2 separate regions of the Homo sapiens genome follow, and region 1 is linked to region 2. Evidence: chromatin loops called from intact Hi-C (ENCODE). Cell type or tissue: PC-3. All regions are shown on one strand. Links, peaks and the distances in the headings refer to the core of each region. The heading gives the core; the rest is flanking DNA.

The links. Peaks named below come from ENCODE experiments on the same cell type or tissue, not always from the same donor. Only the 100,000 strongest peaks of a DNase experiment are listed, where the experiment ranks them.
Region 1: it touches region 2 in a loop (2.2-fold over the local background); 2 of 110 quality-filtered maps call a loop at or near these places.

What each region holds. Positions count from the first base shown.
Region 1 is chr4:66,573,741-66,576,668 of GRCh38, forward strand. No RefSeq gene overlaps it. Among named protein-coding and RNA genes, the nearest start is that of MIR1269A, 300 kb to the left of the region's middle. In PC-3, for the core only: no CTCF peak of the experiment used is centred there; DNase peaks (open chromatin) are centred at 711 and 1,461; H3K4me3 peaks cover 1,391 bases; H3K27ac peaks cover 2,171 bases.
Region 2 is chr4:66,646,229-66,649,156 of GRCh38, forward strand. No RefSeq gene overlaps it. Among named protein-coding and RNA genes, the nearest start is that of MIR1269A, 370 kb to the left of the region's middle. In PC-3, for the core only: no CTCF peak of the experiment used is centred there; no DNase peak of the experiment used is centred there.

The DNA of each region.
Region 1 (2,928 bases), core at 294-2,793, 72 kb before region 2:
ATTTTCTTTTTCAGGTCTTAAATTCAAACTCACTATTCAACAGAAGCAATGTAGAAGGACAAATAGGTTACATGACATGAAAGGTATATTAAGAATGAGAAAAGTAAGTTATCCATGAGATCTTTTATTGTGAGTCTTTGATGACAAAGTGTTTCCAAGTCTCGGTCTGAAGACCCATTCATGTGAAATATTCACTCACTGAAATATTTGTGTAGAGCACTAAATGCTCTCTCTTGTCTCTTTAGATCCCAAATGTGTATCACCAGATAATTGTCTTGAATTTTAAAAGATTATTTTTTTGTTTACCTGAATTCAAAAAATTTTTCAATTATTTCACCTTTTAAATGAAGTAGCATTAAATGTCTTTTTAGCCCCACTCCACCATTAGATAAACAAGTAAAAAAGTTGCAAGACATTAATGCTGAGGGCAAATTTGAGATATGCTATCGTGCTTTGAACAACAAAAAAATATCGAGGAAACAAGGACACATCTGCCTTGCTTACCTCCATATGGAATAATCCTGACAACATCTGTTCTGCAGATGGGAGAGGACCGGGTGACTTGGTTTGTGTTTCTATTTCCAGCAATTTGTATCTTGTTAGATAATAGACATAGATAAATATTGTGGTCTATGACTGGGCTCAATGAGTGAATATCGTGGGCCTGGTTATGCTGCTCTCAGCTGACAAGAGAACACTTAATAGAAAATTTAAAGGAGTAAAGGTGAATGAAAGCTAAGGGTAAGACACATGATGGCTTTCTGAGTCAAAACTTCTGGGTCAGTTCAGGTATTTAAACTGTCAAATACAAACACCTGTAGATACTGGAAACAGGTCTGCTTTTGTAGGGAAGCTCATAAAGTTTGCACAGCATGGTAGATCCAACATGGAGTAGGAGCTTCATGTAAAGGAAGGTGTGTAAACTAATCACATGTGAGTTTGTCTCTAATCATACTGAAAGGAGTTAGTTAGCTTGCCTTAGGTAGATAACAAGGGAAGGGTCTCAGATAGCTCCCCACCGCCACCCATGGGTCAGTGCCTCATCCCACCATAACATGAAAAGCAGCCTGGGAAAAAAATTCAAGCTGCAGGCACGCGTAAGGGAACTAGCACAGGGTGTTGTGCCTGGAGACATGCCCATAGCTGCACAGATAGAAAAACCTCTGGGCCATTTGGAAAAAAACTTGCACAAACCTCCAGCTCACTCAGATAAGGGAACAAGACCTGGCATAGAAATGCCTTTGTCCTTTGGATAGTCAGTGTGCTCCCAGGAAAACTTTCTTCTTTTGTGGGCATGGGCACGGTGGGCTCTGGTGGATTCCGGTGGGGACTCTACTTTCCTTTATTTAGGACTATAAACCCAGCATCTATGAATCATCACCTCAGCCCCTGATTGGTCCCGGGCCAAGCTTTCTCTTCAGCTTCTGATACAACCTGAGCCAGGCTAATGATCTATGAATCATCATTTCAGCTCCTGATGGGTCCGGGGCCAAGGTCCAGCGCCAAGCTGAGTCACGAGTTTGCCAAGACAGCTCGCAGACTAAGCACATTCCTTCCCCTTACCAGCCCATAAAAACCCTGGACCCCAACCTCATAATGGGCATTCCAACTGGGGACCCACTCTCTGCGGGCAGAGAACTTTCTTCTTTTGCTTACTAAACTTTCGCTCTAACCTTACCTTTGTGTCCGTGCTCCTTAATAGTCTTGGAAGTAGGACAAGAACTCGGGCTTCATCTCAGACAATGAAAGACTGTTTGAAAACTTGTAATGTTCAGTCTTTTTTTTTTCTTTTTAGTCACCTGCCTTTTTGCCAGTCATACTAAGTTGTATAAAAGTTCTTTGTCATAACATAACCCATAAATATCCCTGGAGGTTTGCAGGGGCACATTGTCAATGCACAATATCTGAAAATAAAATAGATGTTTGATATGCCATTTTAATTTTTAACCTTCCAAAATCTTACACACACACACACACACACACACACACTCACACACGTCAATAAGGAAATGCAAATGACTTGGCCACTAATCTACTTCTGCTAATTAGACTCTGCTTAATTGATCCTATACTTTCTATTAAGAAAACTAAGAAATATTTTCTATTTTGAAACATCCACTAGATATTAGTGTATTTCTTCAGTTTTTATTTTATGCAGATTTTCTGATTTGTTAAAATGTCACTGGTTTATTTTTCTCTGAGGGATTTTGATCTGTGTCTTTGAAGGCCTTCTCTAATCTTCCACTTTTTGGATAGGTGATATTTGAATTAATGTTACTTTCCTGAACCCTGAGTCCATCATTGTAAAGGGTCTTTAATTCAACCCTTAAAATTGCAAAAAATAAAAAAATTCAAGTCTTGCAGGGAGCTTCTTCCTTTCTGTAGGCTCTCAAACTGTGTAGGAATTAAATTTTAAAATATATATGTCTAGCAAAGATGGTAAAGAAACAATAGAATGATCAGTATTTTCAGATGAGATGTTTATATTACTAGAATAGTCAAGAAAATTAGCCAGAGAATTGCCTGCTCAAAAATAAGATTCTAAAATAAATCCTCAAAACAAACTCTGCTCATACTAGTACCGGACAGCAAATAAATAAATAAATAATAAATTTCAGAAAAAATGCTATTTGAAATAGTAATACAAAGCATTAAATACTTGCATATTTTTGACTTGAGACACAAAAGACTTAAGGAAAATTATAAAACTCTGTTAAGAGAAATAAAAAATAATAACTACTTGAATAAATGGAGTGCTGCTCCCTACTTCAAAAATAAATTTCCAACATCCTCTGAGAGAAAGAGGAGGCGGCAAGGGAACTGGGAATTACAAGGGTCATGGGGATGTGCCCATGGGTTCAGAAGGGTCAGTTGAAGGTATAGAGCTGGTTCATGTGGTAGAGATGAAAATATATATGACTTTGACTT
Region 2 (2,928 bases), core at 228-2,727:
ACCAATTAAGATAGTTAAACCATAGCCTTGAAACTCCTAACACATTATGTATAATTTATATTTTGTCAAAATCTGCTTCCCCCCACCCTCTGGTTTGTGGGCTTCTTGGAGGTGAAATTTATCATATTTGTACTCTCAGTTCCTAAGAAGAGTGTCTGATACATAATGGGTATTCAATAAATATTTGTTGAATAAATTAATTTGTCTGTAGATTGACTTTATTCTTCTTGAATTGTTAAATCTACATAGACAATGTTGTTGTTAATCCTCAGGGTCAACCCTTAGTGTTGGAAATGAGAAAGCAGGTAAAAGTAAAAGAAAATCACAGTGCTGTTATATCCAGAATACTGAGAATATATTTAGTAGGCTACAATGATTAGCGAACATGTAAACAGGGACTACAAAATAAAAAATATGCATTGCCTTTCCTAACAATAACTTATTTCAAAATTATGCTTATGGTCAAAATAAATGAATCAATATTTATTACTTAGCAATGTGAGAAAGTGAGGAGGCCATGATTAGCTTGAGGTTAATTATGGCAGGTTGGTATTCTGCCACTTCAAATTTACCTCTTTGGCAACTGTTCACAGTCCTGAGGCTTCACTTTACTGATTTCTAAATGGTTCTGTTACCTTTATTGCAGGATGTTGCAAAAATTAAATGAGATAAACTACCCAAGATAGTGTCTGGAACATAAGCATCAACAAATAAATAGTAATAATTATGTTTTCTTCAGCTGACTTTAAAATCAATTCAGATTGTTGATTTTTGATGAACTAATTTACTTGTAAGGGAATTGGATCTCTGTAAATAGATCTAGTCATAATCTGCTACATGAAGTTTACTTCTGAACCTGCCCATTTCTAAGAGGTTCATTTCTCATTTTTAAAACCTGCTGATGTTAGAAAGAAAAGTGGTTGCATTTTGAGACAGTACTATGGTACACTGACCATTCATCAAGACACTCACTAACTTCTCTAACAATCTAAAAATTGACTCCAGAAGTTTCCTTCATCTAGATATAAATTTAAGCATGTTGAGATGTATTAGATTGTCATATATGGGACAAAAGAGACTAGCAATTCTGCATAAACCAGATAAATGCTGGAATAAATCTGCTGCTATTTCTAATAGAGCATAGGCCTTTCTGACATGTCATTGCTAAATGTTCTACTTTACAAGATTGAAATTGTCCAAAGTCACTCACTATTCTAAACAGGATCAATACTAAAACGGATTTACTACTCAGCTCAGTGCATAAATCTGCTGTGATTAAATCTAGTTCTAGAGAAAACTAACACTGGAAATTTTCCTTTTGTTCTTCAGAGGAAATAATGAAATGCATTCATTTTAAGGGTGACAGAAAATAATTTGTTTTTTCATCATGACTATCAATGTTATTCACTCATTTATTTATTCATTGATTCATTGCTCAAATATGCATTGAGTGTTCACTATGTACAAGTCACTTTGGGAGCTGCAAGTTTAGCTTATACATGAATTTTTCCCTTGGGGAGCTTACAATCTATCAGAAAAAGACAAATGTGAACATAAGTTAATTTTAGTGTTGAAACTGTTAGGTGTAATAAGTACATTAAGACAGAGTTTTAGAGAGAACTCACATTTGGCTTAAAAATCATCAAAAACACATTATAGAAGTTTTCTACACTTGAATGGGGTCTTGAAGAATGCATATAATTTAAATGTGTAGATATGGAATAGAATCTACATATTTTACATTTTTCACTATACATCTTAAACTTCCACAATAGAATAAGCGATAGTAGACAGTCATCAAATATTGGCATTAAATCATTTAGCTAGATTTTTCTAGCAAAACACAATATGAATGTCAACTGCAAGACTGCTTTGCACCTTCCAAACATCTCAATCACTTCCTAGTGTAAATATTTTGAGAGATGAGAATTTTCCCTGGTCTACAGGGAAACATTTTATGCATCTTCTGCCAAAGAGTAGCCTGCATACTCAGATTGGAGCGTTGTAACTATTTTTTTCTTGAGTTTATCTCTTGCTTATTAATATGGATGAATATTAAAATTTTAACGACTTCCATGTGGCATCTGGTTAGAGTATAAAAACATAATTATATGAGAAAGTATAATTAATATTTGTATATTTAGAAATAAGTGTATAAATAACCCATAGAGGCAGGAAATGCTATTTAAAGCATTTAAAACCTTTCCCATTAGTAAATAGTGTCTATGATGAAAACTATGAGAAATACTATCACCTGGGTAATTTTAACACTTTGTATTCTGGAAAACTTTACTTCTGTAGGATACTAAGAGGTTTTACTGCCTTTCTACAAAGATTATATTGTCAAGTAAGTGTGGGTTAAAACAAAGTTAACCAAGCTTCTTTATTGCAGGGTTTTGCTCTGGAGTCTTACATACGTTAAAGTGTAACATGAATTCCTCACATAATACCTAGAAAACAATATCTCACAAACTAAATTTAAATGAAACACCATTTTTAAGAAGGCCTTAGCTCATCATTTTCACGTATTTGATTCCAATACTTGAAATAGATTATTCAACTAAAGATGAAACTTTAATGAATATTGGACATATTGATTTGTACATTTATTCAATTCAATAAAGAAAAAAAGTGTCTTGAGTCCCTAGAAATAAGGGCCTATGTTAGAGAAGCAACAAAGCATAGTGCTAAGAACACAAGGTGTGGAGACAGTGTGTATGTTCTGAGCCAACTGCTGATTAACAAGTTTCTTAAACACTCTGTGCCTTCTTGTTTTCTCATCAGTAATGGAGATGAGACTATAACAGAATCTACTCCACAAAGTTGTTATGAGGACAAAATAATTGAATAAACAAATTTTTAAAGTAGTTCCAGCCACATAGTATTATACATGTATTAGCTAATATAATAATCACCATTATAAATATA